Linked DNA regions of Homo sapiens: region 2 is linked to region 1. The links are chromatin contacts, found by Hi-C in ENCODE. All regions are on one chromosome and are shown on one strand. The core of a region is the stretch at or near the end of the contact, and the rest is flanking DNA. Distances in the headings are between cores, read along the strand shown.

Evidence for each region. A loop is a pair of places that touch in the nucleus more often than their neighbours do. Pooled maps may share reads with other maps.
Region 2: a loop to region 1 is called in a pooled map, with 2.1 times the contacts of the local background. The contact joins the enhancer-like site here to the promoter of C18orf15 in region 1. A Hi-C loop is called at or near these places in 5 of 168 maps with a recorded cell type or tissue (HepG2, gastrocnemius medialis, left colon and 2 more) and 5 of 50 pooled maps.

What each region holds. Positions count from the first base shown.
Region 1 is chr18:13,233,841-13,241,506 of GRCh38, forward strand. It overlaps C18orf15 (chromosome 18 putative open reading frame 15), which reads left to right and starts at 5,703. Exons shown (of 1, transcript NR_146617.1): 1 at 5,703-7,666. All of the region lies in intron 1 of LDLRAD4 (low density lipoprotein receptor class A domain containing 4), which reads left to right. RefSeq lists an enhancer at 5,848-6,482.
Region 2 is chr18:13,544,701-13,551,643 of GRCh38, forward strand. The region is part of intron 4 of LDLRAD4 (low density lipoprotein receptor class A domain containing 4); the gene reads left to right. Among named protein-coding and RNA genes, the nearest start is that of MIR4526, 63 kb to the right of the region's middle. RefSeq lists enhancers at 3,345-4,294, 5,558-6,059. Within about 2 kb of position 4,876, at least 10 of the 41 ENCODE cell types and tissues checked have a DNase peak (open chromatin) inside an H3K27ac peak, as active enhancers do; they include prostate gland and sigmoid colon, where a contact is called at or near this core.

The DNA of each region.
Region 1 (7,666 bases), core at 4,453-6,952:
CAAGCCAGCATGTCTAAAACTGAACTCTTACTCCCCCAGCTGCTCCTCCCTGCCCCTCAGCCCCCCAGCCCTGTCACTCCCTCACTGTCCCATTCCAGTCACCAGCATCCTTGTCTGCCCGTGGTTCAGGCCACACATCTCAGACACTTCTTTCGTCACCTTTTCCCATGGCCCAGTGCATGTTTGAAACCTATTTGTTCTGCCTCCAGCGTTCGTCCCAATATGATCACTTTTCACTGTCACCACCAGCAGTGCTCGTGTGTCCTCTCTCCCTGGGTTTCTGCGGGGCCTCTGACCGGGTGCTGTCCTCCCCACCCGCGATGGTCTGGTCTGGATGCAGCAGCCAGTGACCCTTGTAATCCCTGATGGCATGCCCTGTGCCCCTCGGGCCTCCCTCCTGCTGAGGCTCCTCACCCACGTACCCCCTCGCCGCACAGGCCTCTGTGGTTGCCCTACCCAGAACTCTCCCTGGGTGCGCACATTAGTCGCCTGGCTTTGCCCTAGGAGGCCTTCCCTGGCCCATGTGTCTCCTGCACGGGGCCTGGTCATTGTGAGCTCCAGGAGGGCAGACAATCGTCTTCTTGTCCCTGTCCTGGCCCAGCATCGGGCTGCCAGGACTGTTTGTTGAATAAACAGATGGACTGTGAGCAGGCACCTGTGAGCAGGCCAGGGGAGGATGGTGGGCAGGTCCACAGACTCGTAGGCCTGGATGGGGCTCTGGACTCCTCCCTTCTGCCAACTTCTGGGTGGGCACCAGGTGTGGGTGTGAGGCCATCTCACCTGAGCCTCCGTGGGTTGGGACAGGCCTCAGTGCAAACAGAAAGTCCTGCAGAAAGGCTGAAGTATGAGCAGCAGTGAGAGAGATGAGCCGGGGAGGCTGAGCACCTTCCATGAGCCCCGCCCCACCCCATGGACTGCTGCTCACCTACATTACATTCTTATTTTACTGTTTTCCTCTAAGTAAACTACCTACCAGAAACCAGGAGAAGCAATTGTTTTTCAGACCAACTTTTGCCCTTCCATTCTCTCCTCCCAAATTTAACTTGCTGGCTAAATACATTTTGGATAAATTAGTTATTTATTTGCTTAGAAACCAATTTATCAAGCTGTAAAAAAATCATCAGATTAGGTTGGCACGGTGGCTTATGCCTGTAATCCTAGCACTTTGGGAGGCCAAGGTGAGTGGATCACCTGAGGTTGGGAGTTCGAGACCAGCCTGACCAACATGGAGAAACCCTGTCTCTACTAAAAATACAAAAAATTAGCCAGGCGTGGTGGCGTGTGCCTGTATTCCCAGCTACTTGGGAGGCTGAGGCAGGAGAATTGTTTAAACCCGGGAGGTAGAGGTTGCAGTGAGCTGAGATTGCGCCATTGCACTCCAGCCTGGGCAACAAGAGCAAAACTCCATCTCAAAAAAAAAAAAAATCATCAGATTATTAAAGTTTATTAAATTCATCATATGTAGATGCTTTCTCTTTAGACGAGATGTCTCTATCATAACCTTGATTCTCCTAAGCTGTTTTCCTCTGTTCTTGGGATCAGGAAAAGTTCAAAGTAGAGAAAATTATGGTCTGTGAATCTTTTTTCCATCTTTTCAAAGAAGACTAAATGTTCGACAGCTACCTGGAAGTCTGACTCACCCTCCAGGCATCTGACTGTGCTTTTATTCTGGTATTAGTTTTGTTGCCTTGGATTTAAAATCCACAAGGATTGTGAAAACCAAGTGCGGAAGAAGGAGAAAAAACTGAAAAACCCCCCACATTCTAAATAGTGGTGAGGACTCCTAGCAAATTCATTCCTATTGATGGCTTTTAGCCTGTGTAATAGACCACTAGCCATGTTGCATATGCGATCGGCTTTGGTTGGATGAGTCGACTTTATTTCCCTCCCAGTCTGAGGACACATCTGCAGTCCTGCCCCTGGGGGAAGTGCACATCCAGCCCTGGGGTGGGTTGCTTTTCTTGCAGGCTGGGTGCTGATCCTTGCCTCCGTTAGGAATCTGTTTGAACCTCCACCCGGAGAACAGACTGGAAGGAAATACACCAGGACATTAAAAATAGAGGTCTTGGCATATAGTGCTAAGGATGGTTTAAAAAATTCTGTCTTTTCATCTTTTCCATATTTTCTACAATGATCATGTGTTCCTGTTTTTATAATGAGAAAATTCCCAGTTAACTAGATTTGCTAAGGGTGTGGAATAAAAAGTCACTTTCTGAAAAATTGTGGAAAACAATTTGATGTGTGTCTTTTTAAGCATTTTGGAAGCGCGGTGGAGTTGCTATGGGGATAGCAAGGTTTACTCTCTACAGAGAGTGGTTCCATCTGGCACCCGTCGCTCCCGAGCTGGGCTGGGCAGTTCTGTGCAGAGCAGTTTCTCGTTAGATGTGGAAACAGTTACACAGAGAAGCACTGTTCCATCTTTTCCCCCTGGAACCATCATTTTGCTTTGATCTAACAATAGAAAAACTTTTTTTTTTTTTTTTTTTGAGACAGAGTTTTGCTCTTGTTGCCCAGGCTGGAGTGCAGTAGTGCGATCTCGGCACACTGCAACGTCTGCCTCCCGGGTTCAAGCGATTCTCCTGCCTCAGCCTCCTGAGTAGCTGGGATTACAGGCATGCACCACCACCCCAGGCTAAGTTTCTATTTTTAGCAGAGTTAGGGTTTCTCCATGTTGGTCAGGCTAGTCTCAAACTCAGGTGATCCGCCCTCAGGTGATCCGCCCTCCTTGGCCTCCCAAAGTGCTAGGATTACAGGCGTGAGCCACCACGTCTGGCCTAGAAAAACATGTTAAACTCCTTTCTGTACCCTCTGCTTCCTCTGGGTGCTGGCGTTGCCTGTGTGGGGCTCGGTCCGTGTTTCTCAGTCTGGAGGGTTTCTGAGCTGCTGTTGGAGTGGGGGTGTCTCCTGCACCTGGTGTTCCATGTCGGACTTTCAGATCACAGTTGGAATTAATTTTCTTTTGCAGATGTGTTGACATCTTCCTCTGAGGTTACGTTTTAATTCCCCTTTGCTTTGTCCCTGGAACTGTGGACTCCCTCCCTCCCTAGTCTTGCTTGGAACCAGCGTGGTTCCATCTCAGTTTAGAGATGAGGATTGTAACATTCCATAAGGGACTGTGCTTGGGGGCATAATGTGTGCAGGTAGAGTTCTGTTTTATATTTAATGGAGAATGAAACACAGTGACTTAAGAAGCAGCAGGTGTCTCTGTCTTTGTGATCTTGGGTTATCCCTGGAGGCTCCACTCATAGAACGCTTGCTAGGCATGCTGGCTTGGGCTCTGGAGGCCAGCTTGCTCTTGTTCTGGGCTGTGGCCTTTGGCCAGTCCGAGTCCTGCTCCCTCATCTTGAAAATGGGATCATGACATCTGCCTGCTTGCAGGGTTACTCTGACTGTCAGATGAGATGGCGCAGGTGCCCGCTGGGAAATGCAGGGGACTAAGTGCATCACCCCACGTCCTGGGCACTGGCAGAGTCACTGGTGTCCTGGCTGCTTCCTCCTGTGATCTGATAGGATGTGGCTCTCTGAGGCCACCGTAGATGGTCTCTTAGTTCCCAGAGCTTCTAGTTCATATACTTAGTACCAAGGAAGGTTCTGTGGTTCATGGGCTTGTGGACAGTGACTGCCGGGTGGCTGATTTGTTCTTGCATTGGAGACAGAGGTGATAATTTCACTCCTGGTCCCACGGCCAAGTGGAACTGGGGTGATCTGTTCAGTGGAAAAAGCAGTTAGTTCGAAGACATTCAGGGAACGTGGATTCTTGTTCCTAGCTCGGTCTCCAAGTAGCATTGTCCCCCGAGCAACCAAAGATCCATTCCCTCAGTGCATACAATTGTGTGACAGCCCTGCACCAGTCACTGTGATCACTCAAGACCTCTGGCCTCAGTTTCCCCATGGAGAACCCCCTTCATGGAGGCATTGCTGTCCAGCAGTTTGCATGTGTTCTTTCATTTGACCCATGTAATTCATTTATGAGGTTGGGAAGTGTAGTGATCAGTCCCATTTTACAGATGAGGAAACTGAGGTCTAGGGAATTTAGCACCTTGTCTGAGGTCACATGCTGTTAAGATCTCGTCTCTAAAATGGGAGGCTGGGGTAGAGTCTGGTGGCCTCCTGGATGCCCACCCTGGTTCTTAAGGTCAATGTGTCTGCCTCCTTGCGAAGTCACGGTGCTTGGGCTGATTGTGAAGGAAATGGACAGTGGAGTGAGGCTGTTCCTAGCCATCCTTACCCACAAGCTTGCTCTGAAAATCCACCTAAAACCCCAGGAACTATTGGGAACTGTAAACTAACAGCAGGTGCCAGAATATCTGCCTTTCCCAAGTCTGGAGGGCATGAGATCACAGAGCCATCTAAGCATGAACCCAGGATTTCTCTTCCTTATTTTCCAGTATTGGAACTGGAGACAGATTGCTCGATGACTGGTCGTGGTTTATTGTAAAACGAGAAGGAGCCCCCTCTTAAAAACATTCTGCTGTTGGGCTGGTCCCCTTCATGCATTGCCTCTTGTTGATAGATTTTTTGCTCAACTGGAAGGATATTAGAGGTGCCTGTGCCACGCAATATTTTATGATTGATCAGTGTCTTGAAGCACTGTTGGATGCACCTGATGCCTTCTTTATTTGGGCTGTCAGTGTTCACACAAAAGGAAGACTTTTTACATCTACTCTGTGCTCTTTCTGTAATAAGCTGGGTTATTTTGGAGAGCAGGTGGGAGAACGTGCAGATGTGGGACTCAGCACCCACAGAACTGAGGGGTGGTGTGGTGCAGGCCAGAGGGCGTGGACTGCAGAGTCCTGCCAGCCTGGGTTCACATCTCTGTGAGGTTTGCACCAAATCTGGGTTACTTTTAGGATCCTGGAGAGACTCAATACCTGGGAGGGGCCTACACATAGGCAGCCTCTCCCGGGTGGTGACTACGCCTGTGTTTCTGTGTGGAAATGTGATTTTATAATGTCACGTTCCCAGGGAGCTCACTGAGATGCCTCCTGCTCCTACTCAACAGCCCTAGCCCCTGTTCCTGCCGAGGTTCTGGTGGGAGAGGGGACATTAAGATTGCTGCTTGTAAGGCCAGGCGGGTGGCTCATGTCTGCAATCCCAGCACTTGGGAGGCTGAGGTGGGCGGATCACCTGAGGTCAGGAGTTCGAGACCAGCCTGGCCAACATGGTGAAACCCTGTCTCTACTAAAAATAAGAAAAATTAGCTGGGCGTGGTGGCGCACACCTGTAATCCCAGCTACTCAGGGGGCTGAGGCAGGATAATTGCTTGAATCTGGGAGGCAGAGGTTGCAGTGAGCTGAGATCACACCACTGTACTCCAGCCTGGGCCACAGAGCAAGACTCTGTCTCAAAAAAAAAAAAAAAAAATTGCTGCTTGTAACTGCGGGCTCGAGAGAACATTTGTGACCCATGAAGCCTGCGGTTGGAGGGGCCTGGCGTTAGGGAGAGGACACTGGAAATGTTAATGCAGCTAATCCAGTGAGATTAGCCTGCTGAGCTCAGGGATTTGAGGGAACAAAGGGGAGTGCAGGGGCCACTTAGAAGTTTAAACAGACTCCCTCTCCCTTTTCACCTACGTCTTGTGTGAGGATTTCAATAGCTCCTAAATGAGCTTGCCTGAATGGCTGTGGCACTCTTTTAAATTCTAATTAGCTAGTGAATTAACCAGGATGAATTTTGATTAGTCAGAATGAATTACAGGTATTAATGATCATACAGTCTTAGAGCAAATGAAAGTAGCAGTTGTCCAGAGGGGGCTTGGGCCAGCCATCCGGCTGGAGAGACCTTCAGTAGGCTCAGAACAGCTGCGCTCATTCACTCACTGTTCCACTTTCTTGTAATGCCTGCACCAGTCACAGTGTGGACTGGGGACCAGACGCAGATGCCCTGGCTGTCCTTGGCGGGCCTGGAAAGAGTGGAGCCCCAAGTTGCCGGCTGGCAAACCTCCAGCTGTGGCCCGTGGGGTTTGCTCCATGGTGGCCTGGGCCACGCAGGCTGTACCAGCCATGAGATGCCATGGAGCCAAAGGCTGCGACTGTAGCTGTTTGTGCTGCAGCCAACCTTTACCCAGTTCCTGACTGCTGTTTGTTTGGTTTGCCATGGGTACTTCTGGGGACCTCCTGGCAGCATGCTGGCCCGTGCAACTCTCCTCATGCCAGTTGTAGGGTCCCTGTTCCTGTTTGGCCAAGGAAGGGATTTCCTAAGTGTATACATATTTATTTAGCTTTGCCATGTTTTGGATGGCCTTGGACATAGAAACTCATTGCACATTAGTTAAATAACTAGGCCAGCATTCTGAAAGACCCGACTCCAGACCTACTTCGGTGATGGAGATGGGCACATGCAGGGTCAGGGTGCTTTGAAAGAGTCACACATTCACCTTCCAACAGAGCAGCCTGAGGCTTCCCTAGTCTTGCAGGGTCAACTTGCTGAAAGCTCAGCCCTTGGCCCCAAAGGAGCTCTGAGGCCGCAGGCCCAGAGCCCCGATGTCCCCGTGAGCTGGTGGCAGGGAAGCGGAAAAAGGCTTTCACACCGCCTCCCCCACATATGCTCACAGCCTCCCCTGGGCCCTTTCTTGCCTCTCACATGGCCATCCTGTGGGTTCTTTGGCCTGGGAGGTGCTGCTTCAGCCTCCCTCGGCCTTGAGGTGCTCCAAGACAGCGTCAGCACCTGGGCTAGAGGTCCGTGCTGCCCTGTGCATCCTCAGAGTTTGACTGTAGTGTGCATGTGTGCATGCATGTGCGTGTGTGTGCATGTGTGTGCTTGTGTATATGTGTGCATGTGTGTGCTTGTGTGCATGTGTGCATGCGCATGTATGCGTGCGCACCGTTATTTTCTAATGGACTGTGCAGGCATCTGTTCTCCTCATGGACCAGGAACTCAGTGATCAGGGACTCCCCTGTTTACTTTGATATTCCAGCTGCCCTCCAGAGCGCCTAGCACATAGTAGGTCTTCAGTGACTGCCAGATGAGAGGATATTTAAATGAGACGGCAGCTTTGGAGGGATGACAACAGATTGTGGTCTAATCTCACGATTTTTGCCTGAGAGAGAATTGGCCCTACTCGAGGCGGGCTTTTTTTTTCTTTTCTTTTCTTTTCTTTTTTTTTTGAGATGGAGTTTCACTCTTGTTGCCCACGCTGGAGTGCAATGGTGCAATCTCAGCTCACTGCAACGTCTGCCTCCCGGGTTCAAGCGATTCTCCTGCCTCGGCCTCCTGATTAGCTGGGATTACAGGCATGTGCCACTACCCGGCCAATTTTGTATTTTTAGTAGAGACGGGGCTTCTCCATGTTGGTCAGGCTGGTCTGGAACTCCTGACCTCAAGTGATCCACCTGCCTCGGCCTCCCGAAATGCTGGGATTACAGGCATGAGCCACTGCGCCAGGCCAAGGCGGGCTTTATTTGTGTCTGTTGGACACCTCACATGGCACCTCACAGGGCGCTGGTTTATAAAGACCCAAACCAGTGTCGAGTTCCATGCTGGCCCCGGCGTCTGCTGTGTGCTTTCGCTGTGTGTATACATGCGGAAGTTCATTCCGGAGGCTTCCAGGGTAGCCTCCCGGGTGCTGCAGCGGGTCTCCCGCTCATCACTACTCTGTACACAATGTCTTGATACGCTGAGGATTGAAATGGAGCAGTGATCCTGCCTCAAGGTAGACAGCAAAACC
Region 2 (6,943 bases), core at 3,626-6,125, 310 kb after region 1:
GTGAAGCTAAAGTCCGAACACACCCGTCACCTTTCAGAGGACAGACAGAAGCCATCTTTATAATAGTGATTTTGCACAGACCAAGGAGAGGCTAGGTCCAACCGTTTCAGCTGCCGCCAGGAAAAAGGGTCCAACTCCCTGGAGCACATCAGAAGGTTAGACGTCATGGCAGGTGATGGTTTGTCTTTTTTTTTTTTTTTTTTTTTTAATGTGCTCCTTTTATTTTCCAAATTTTCTAAAATGAACAAGTATTACTTTTATAATTGAAAGTATTATTAGAGAAAACATACATTAAACTTTCTTAGAATGTAAACATCCACTGTGTGAAGTCAGTCCCAAAGTTTTAACGGCCACGCAATCTAGCCTTATCCAGTGGTGCTCCCCAGAAGGTCCTCAGCTGAGAGAGTGGGGTGGTGTTAGTGGCCTCCTCTTGATGGCCCAGCTGATTGCAGGGGATCTCTGGGATGCTGCTGATGGAGTACCTGGGAAGATGGCTCCAGGACTCTGAAGGGCTGCGTGTTTTTGATCTTGCTCCCCGAGCCCCAGCCTCTTTGACCACATCATTGAGCTGCGCACGTTCAGGGCAGACGCCTGGAACTGGAGAACTCTAGGGAAGCAAAGGGGACTCCTCGGGGACTCTGATCTTTATGTCCAAGTTATATATCAACGAATCCTTTTGGCAACACCAAAATGTATGGTGAGCCCTTAGTTAAAGTGTGGGAAAACATGAAAATGATCAAATATGAAGTTTGCAGATTAAGACCAATTCAATGGCCCTCCATTGACCAGCGAGAGAATCATCCTGTGTCATCTTGTCTTGTCCTGCTGGGATCCACTAATGGCTTTCTCCTTTATGGAGTCCTGTGCTGAGGCCAGCAGTAGCTCTGGTTACTCTTCCACACACACACCTTCTTCTAGCAGCCGGCCATGAGCAGTGCGGTTTCTTAGCTGCAAACAAGCTGCGGGAACTGAGGAGGGTGGGAAACTGGCGGGGCAGGAAAGAGACAGGAGATGTTATGGAGCCAAGCAAGCTAATTTATGACACCAAGCATACTCAGTGCCTGCTGTGCACAGGTCACAGTGGGGTGGAGCCTTCCAGGGGTGGAACATGTAACCACAGCTCAAAAGTCAGGGAAAGCCAATGGGGCAGGATGGAGGCTGGGAAGGACCCAACAGGTGAGAGTCAGTGGGCTTCATTTGGGAAGTCATAGTCACAGAGCTGTCCTCAATCCTAAGCCAAGAGGGAGTTTCTTAGCAGCAGCAGTGAAGGATAGGGTCGGGATGCAGTGTTCATAACTGTGGGATCACAGGCCCATTACCTTCCCCCTCTGGACCTAAGTTCCCTACCTGTGAAGTGAGAGCCTGAGGCTGTTCGGGATTAGGGCAGATGGTTTAGCCCCTGCTTGGTGGGGAGTGGGTGGTAAAAGTCAACAACAGTTGAGGCAGGGGACTGGGTTTATGTTCACAGATGGAGAGATGGGTGCATTCAGCCTGGACCCAATGGCTGTCACTCATCAAGTGGAAGGTCAAGGGGTAAGGGAGGGGAGTTCAGTGAAGCAGCTCTGCCGGGGAACCAGCAGGCCAACTCCACCACTAACTGCTGCTCGGGAGTAATTTGTCTAACTGAAGTGGCTCAACAATAAAAGATTGAAGATGGCCTCCCCTCCCCCCTCCCCTCTTGCTTGCCTGACAGAGTCTTGCCCTGTTGCCCAGGCTGGAGTGCAGTGGTGCAATCATAGCTCATAGCAGCCTCAAATTCCCAGGCTCAAGCGATTCTCCTGCCTCAGCCTCCTGAGTACCTGGGACTACAGGTGTGCACCACCATGCCTGGCTAATTTTTGCATTTTTTGTAGAGACAGGGTCTTGCTATGTTACCCAGCCTGGGTGGTTTTTTTTTTAAATACCACACACTACTGCCATGTGATGTCACTGAATAACACTGGTGGAATTACTCAGTACCCTGGCACAAAAGTAGTCCGTGTGTGCAGGGAACTTCATGCAAGCTCATTAGGCCTGATGCTGTCGGGCACGTGGTTCCCCCATCCGCCATCCCCACTTTCTCAGCTTAGAGAAAGCGGTGATCTCTGAGGATTCTGTCGCTGACATCAGTGAGGGGCTTGCCAGATGATGAAGCGGCACAGAAAGGCAGTGTCTCTGTTAGGTTATGAAATAGCCACACAGAAAGCCAGTTGGCTTGGAGAGGGGGTTTCACTGATCTCCCTTGACAGAGGAGTCCCCTTCTTTTTCATTTACAACACTTGAGATGAGAACATTTGACATTTTGGCTGGTGAGGTGACACTGCGCAGCTGTTGTAATTTTTGCCATCTTGAAATTTATTGATGCTAGATAAGATTGCAGTGGGCCCCGATGTTGACAAGTAGAGCTCTTGTGCCAGTGAGAATTGTGCATCTGTCTTCCTTTGTTAACCTGCTTTCTGTTACTGACTTTATTTCCATTAAGTCATCCTTTGAGGTAGGAAGGAAGAAAATGTACCACTTCGTCATTTACTCGAGTAGCATCCATTAGGGTCCAGTGATTTTAAAGTTACAGTCACAGATTCTGGGCTTCTTTGAAAGCTAAAACTATTTGAAAAATTAACTTTCTGCACAAGCTACTTGAGAGTAAAAACAATGTCTTAAACTTGTTAGATGATCCACCAGTGTCTAACTTTGTGCGTCTGCTGTATCAGTGTCACAGGATCCTTAGGGTGTTGCTTCACCCGCTGGAAACCTTGTAGCCGGTGGCACCTTTGACTGAGTTTTGCTCAGGCCCACTGGGCTCGTTCTGCCCACTCGACCTGGCAGGCTGCACTTGGCTTTCAGTCCTGGCCCAGATCCCACACCTGTCAAGGGCGAGCCAGGTGCAGAGTGGCGAGGGGTGCATGAGTGAGTGAGCGTGGAGTGTGGCCACTGTACATGGCCAGGCATGCTGTCTGCAATGGGGTGGGCAGCTCCTTGCTGTGGCTGGACCAGGCATACCACAAGCGGCTTCCACTGTGGACACCGGGGAAGATGGTGGTGCCCAGAAGTTTGGAAATGCTAGGAAGTGCAGAGCCCCAAAGAGGGTGTCACAGCCCTGGCTCAGGGAGCTCCTCCTATGTCTGGGCTCCCCAAAGGGCTGCAGCTTTTCTCTCATTCTCTCTTCTCTCCTTCTTGTCACCCACAACATGGCAAGCAGGAGGGTGTGTTTCAGGCCTGTTTGTGTTACAGCTCTTTCAGTCCCACCATTCAGTAGGTCCTGAGTTCTTGTCCTGCATCCAGAAGAACGAGGTACCCAGACAACTGGAGGGTGAGCAAGTCAAAGAGGTGCTTTATTGAGTGACAGTATAGTTCTCATGAGTCCCGAGGTGGGTAGCTCCTATCCACAGGCAGGTCATTCTGACAAATGCAGCTCTCAGCAGAGAGGAGACCCAGAGTGGGTGGCTCCTCTCTGCAGGCAGGTCATCTTGTCATCTGCCTGAGTCTGGCTGAGTCTGGGGGGTTTTATGGGCTTCAGAAGGGAGGAAGTAGATGCTGATTGGTCCATAGGCAGCCATTGGCAGGCCTGGAAAAAGCACCGTAAGTTCTCACTCTGGCCAGAAGGTGGGGTTAGTCACCAGGGACCTGCCCCTTTCCACCCAGGAGCCTGTCTGCCTCCTGCTGCTGTTCATGGCATTCATGGCGCCCAGGCTGTTGGTGCCAAGGGGTGCCTGCAAGCCCAGGCTGAGCCACTTTCAGCACCCCCTTGGCCTCCTTCCCCTGCTTGTTGGCACCCAAAGTCCAGAAGGGGCCAAGGGCAAGGGGCTGGGATGTCAGTGCCACTCCAAGTATGTGCACACCTGGTCAGGTCGTAATAGTGCCTGGGCTCAGCCACAAGTTTGCTTCAAAATTGGAGTGGGTGCTGGGAGTGGGGAGAGGCCAGGCAGTGGGAGCAGGCACTTCCAAGCCTGCTGGGGCACGGGGTGGTTTCTGGGCCTCCAAGAGTCCAGGGGTGCAGGGATGCCCATGTCCACAGCTGTGGCTGGGGGGCTGCAGCTATGCCTGGGAGAGTGGGGCTCCTGCCCCACCAACTTGGAAAGGGTTAGGGCTCCCACCTGTTCCTGGCTCCTGCCTGCTCCAGGGAGCACACGGCCCCACCCATGCCTCCCCTGCTGCAGCCAGCATCATGGCAGCGGCCATTCTAGACAGGCCATTGCTGCCATCATTTGTACCTAATAAATATGAGATGGGATAATGCAAGGAATACTTTTTTCATTTTACCATCTCAAGATGGGGAATCTATTAATTATTTCATGAGTCCTAAAGCAACTTCTTGAATATTCAGCTCCCCAAAAGCAAACAGCTACTTAGCCTAGCTGATTCTACAGGGAGTTGCATTTCGCTTTTGTCACAAATGGATGCTGGTGTGTGCCTCACAAAGTCATAGTTGCATGTGGTGTGGGGGTGGGCTGGTTGAGATGGCATTATGATGTTTCAGAAAAGCTGTGTAAAGATGAGAAATATTTGCATCCAGACACAGAGGGAGGCACCATGCCAGCATGTAATTTGCCAAGCTCCCTGCTGGCAGTTTAAATGCCCTGTTGATTTTATTAAACATTCTTAATAAGAAGTTGGAGTTTTGTTTAGGCTAAAACCATAATGAAAACAGCTGTCTTCATTTCTCAGAAACAGTGAGATTGTGCAAGGATGAGGAATCACGCTGGATAGTGGAGCTGCCATGGTCCCCAGCTGGGGTGCTGCCCATGGAAGGTACTGGGGATGTCCATCAGGTGCTTCTGGGAAAGGGCCCAGGAAGACCAGACGGTTCTGTTCAGTTTATTTTATTCACGGAGGCATTTTAATGGGAGAACAGATCTATAATTGTGTTTTAACATTGTCTGAAAAAGGGAACTGAATCTGAGTGTCTGAGCTGTGAGCGTGAAACATAGAAAGGCCGTGGCTACCAAGAGCAGAGGACAGTGGGTTCTGCTGGAAGAGGGAGGAAACTTAGAGAACAGACAAAGAGTTAAAATTAGCCCTGGCTGGACCATGTGTGCCGTAGACCAGCAGCACCCTATGCAGCTGGGGCAGCCTTATTTTAGTCTGTCCAATTTTAAAGCTTCTGGCATTTGGTTGTCTTGCTTCCTTGTTTTTTCTGGGGAAGCCAGCAGCAGACAGGTCAAGAAGGCAATTTTGCCATCAAACAGAACTAGGTTCAAATTCAGGCACCACCGCTTTAGAAGCCAGGGAAACTTGGGCAAGAGTCTTCATTTCTCTGAGCTGCATTTCTTCTGTATAATGGAGATGATAATTCTGCCTCGTGGATTCTTCTGAACTGCTGCCATCATCCGACTAGCATATTTTAATCCAGCAACGTTTTTCTTTCTTGGAGCATTGGCCACGTGCCCACACAGGAAGAAAGCAGACACAGTTGCTGTCTACAAGGGGGCAATGGGCTTACTATCTACTTAACATAAGACTTGAAAACAGATTACCACAACATGACAATGTAAGTTCTATCATGGAAAAGGGTTCCACCAAAATGTTATAGTGGTCTTGGAGGGAGAATAAGGGGCAGCTTCATGAGGAATATAAAAACACAGAGCCCTGAGCTGACAGACACACACTTCACATGTAATAGGCAAATGGTTTCATTCACAGAATTGTTTCATTTCTGTGGAGGGAAAGCTAGCATAGGAAAAAAACCTTCAACTGGTTGGTGTTACGCAAATTATGATGGATGAAAACAAAATTCTTGAACCTGTCATGGGTCTGTGGAGAGACGTAATACTGGGAGCTGCAGAGGGCTCGGAATAAGTCAAAGCTCGAGGGGCTAGAGGGTGTCTGGACGGCTTACATCATAAACACATGCTGTGAGAATGAGAAGGCGTCCCTGAGGACGGCCAGGAGGAAGGCTCAAGGCATGAGTGCTGGCGATGTTGATGCCATCAAGACGATGAGTCCCGCCGAGCAGCCTTCCACAGTGGGTTTAGGAAATGGCAGCCTTGGGAGCTGGCCCCTGCCAAAACGTAAGCCGAGGAAGATGAGAGGGGCCTGGCTGACAGCCCTCCGGCCATCCAGATCTAGGGGCGGTGGAGAGAGCCTGGGAAGAGCGAGACTCCAAGTCCGAGTCCCGCTGTGAGTGGTGTCCAGAACCTGGCTCCAAGTCCCTTCCTCTGCGAGCAGGCAGGGCCGACTTCTGTTTGGGATGTCCCATTCTTTGCCTCCCTTGGGCCCCCTCCTATGAGTACAGATGCTGTCACCGTGGGCAGAGATGGCTGGCCACACCACCCTCCAGTCATGCCCCCTCTGTGCTCATTCTCATCACCCAGCCCAGGGGCTTGACCTCTGCCTCTGGGGGATAGCAGAGCACTGGGCCCTTCTTATCTTCCGTGTGCCTCCCCAGCAATTTTCTATGCATCTCTAAATTACACCCCTACGGCCAGTGCCACTTCCTAACTCGCCTCAGGACCCACTGTTTGACTTCACCTCCAACGGCCACGAGCAAAATAGTGTCATCGGGTGCCAACAGCAACCCTCTTTCTTCCCACCCTCAGCAATGTGGGGGCCTTTCCGACAGAGCAGCAGCGAGGGTCCCCCACAACCCTGGGACAGCTGTGCTGACCTTCCTATCAGGGCCACCTTGTAGAGACATCTTGATTAAGTGCTCCTGTTGTGTGTCCTACCGAGGATCTGTTTTGTTTTTAGTCTGTGCACAGGCTCATTTGGCCCATGCTTGTGGGCCAGAACTGCTTGTTGACACAGAGCAAAGAGTGAATCCTGCCAGGCTGCCGAGGCCTCGGCTGTCCCAGGGCACGTGTGATAAAGCTGAGAGCAAGGAGGTACTCTGAGAGCTCTGGTTTGCAGAAAGAGAGAAAAGACAGGATAGATGAAGAGTAGCCAAAACTCCGTAGAACTGGGGGGAGTTACTGAGCAGACAGGATGGCATCACAGAGTGTGCCATGGTGGGGTAGGAGGGCGGCCA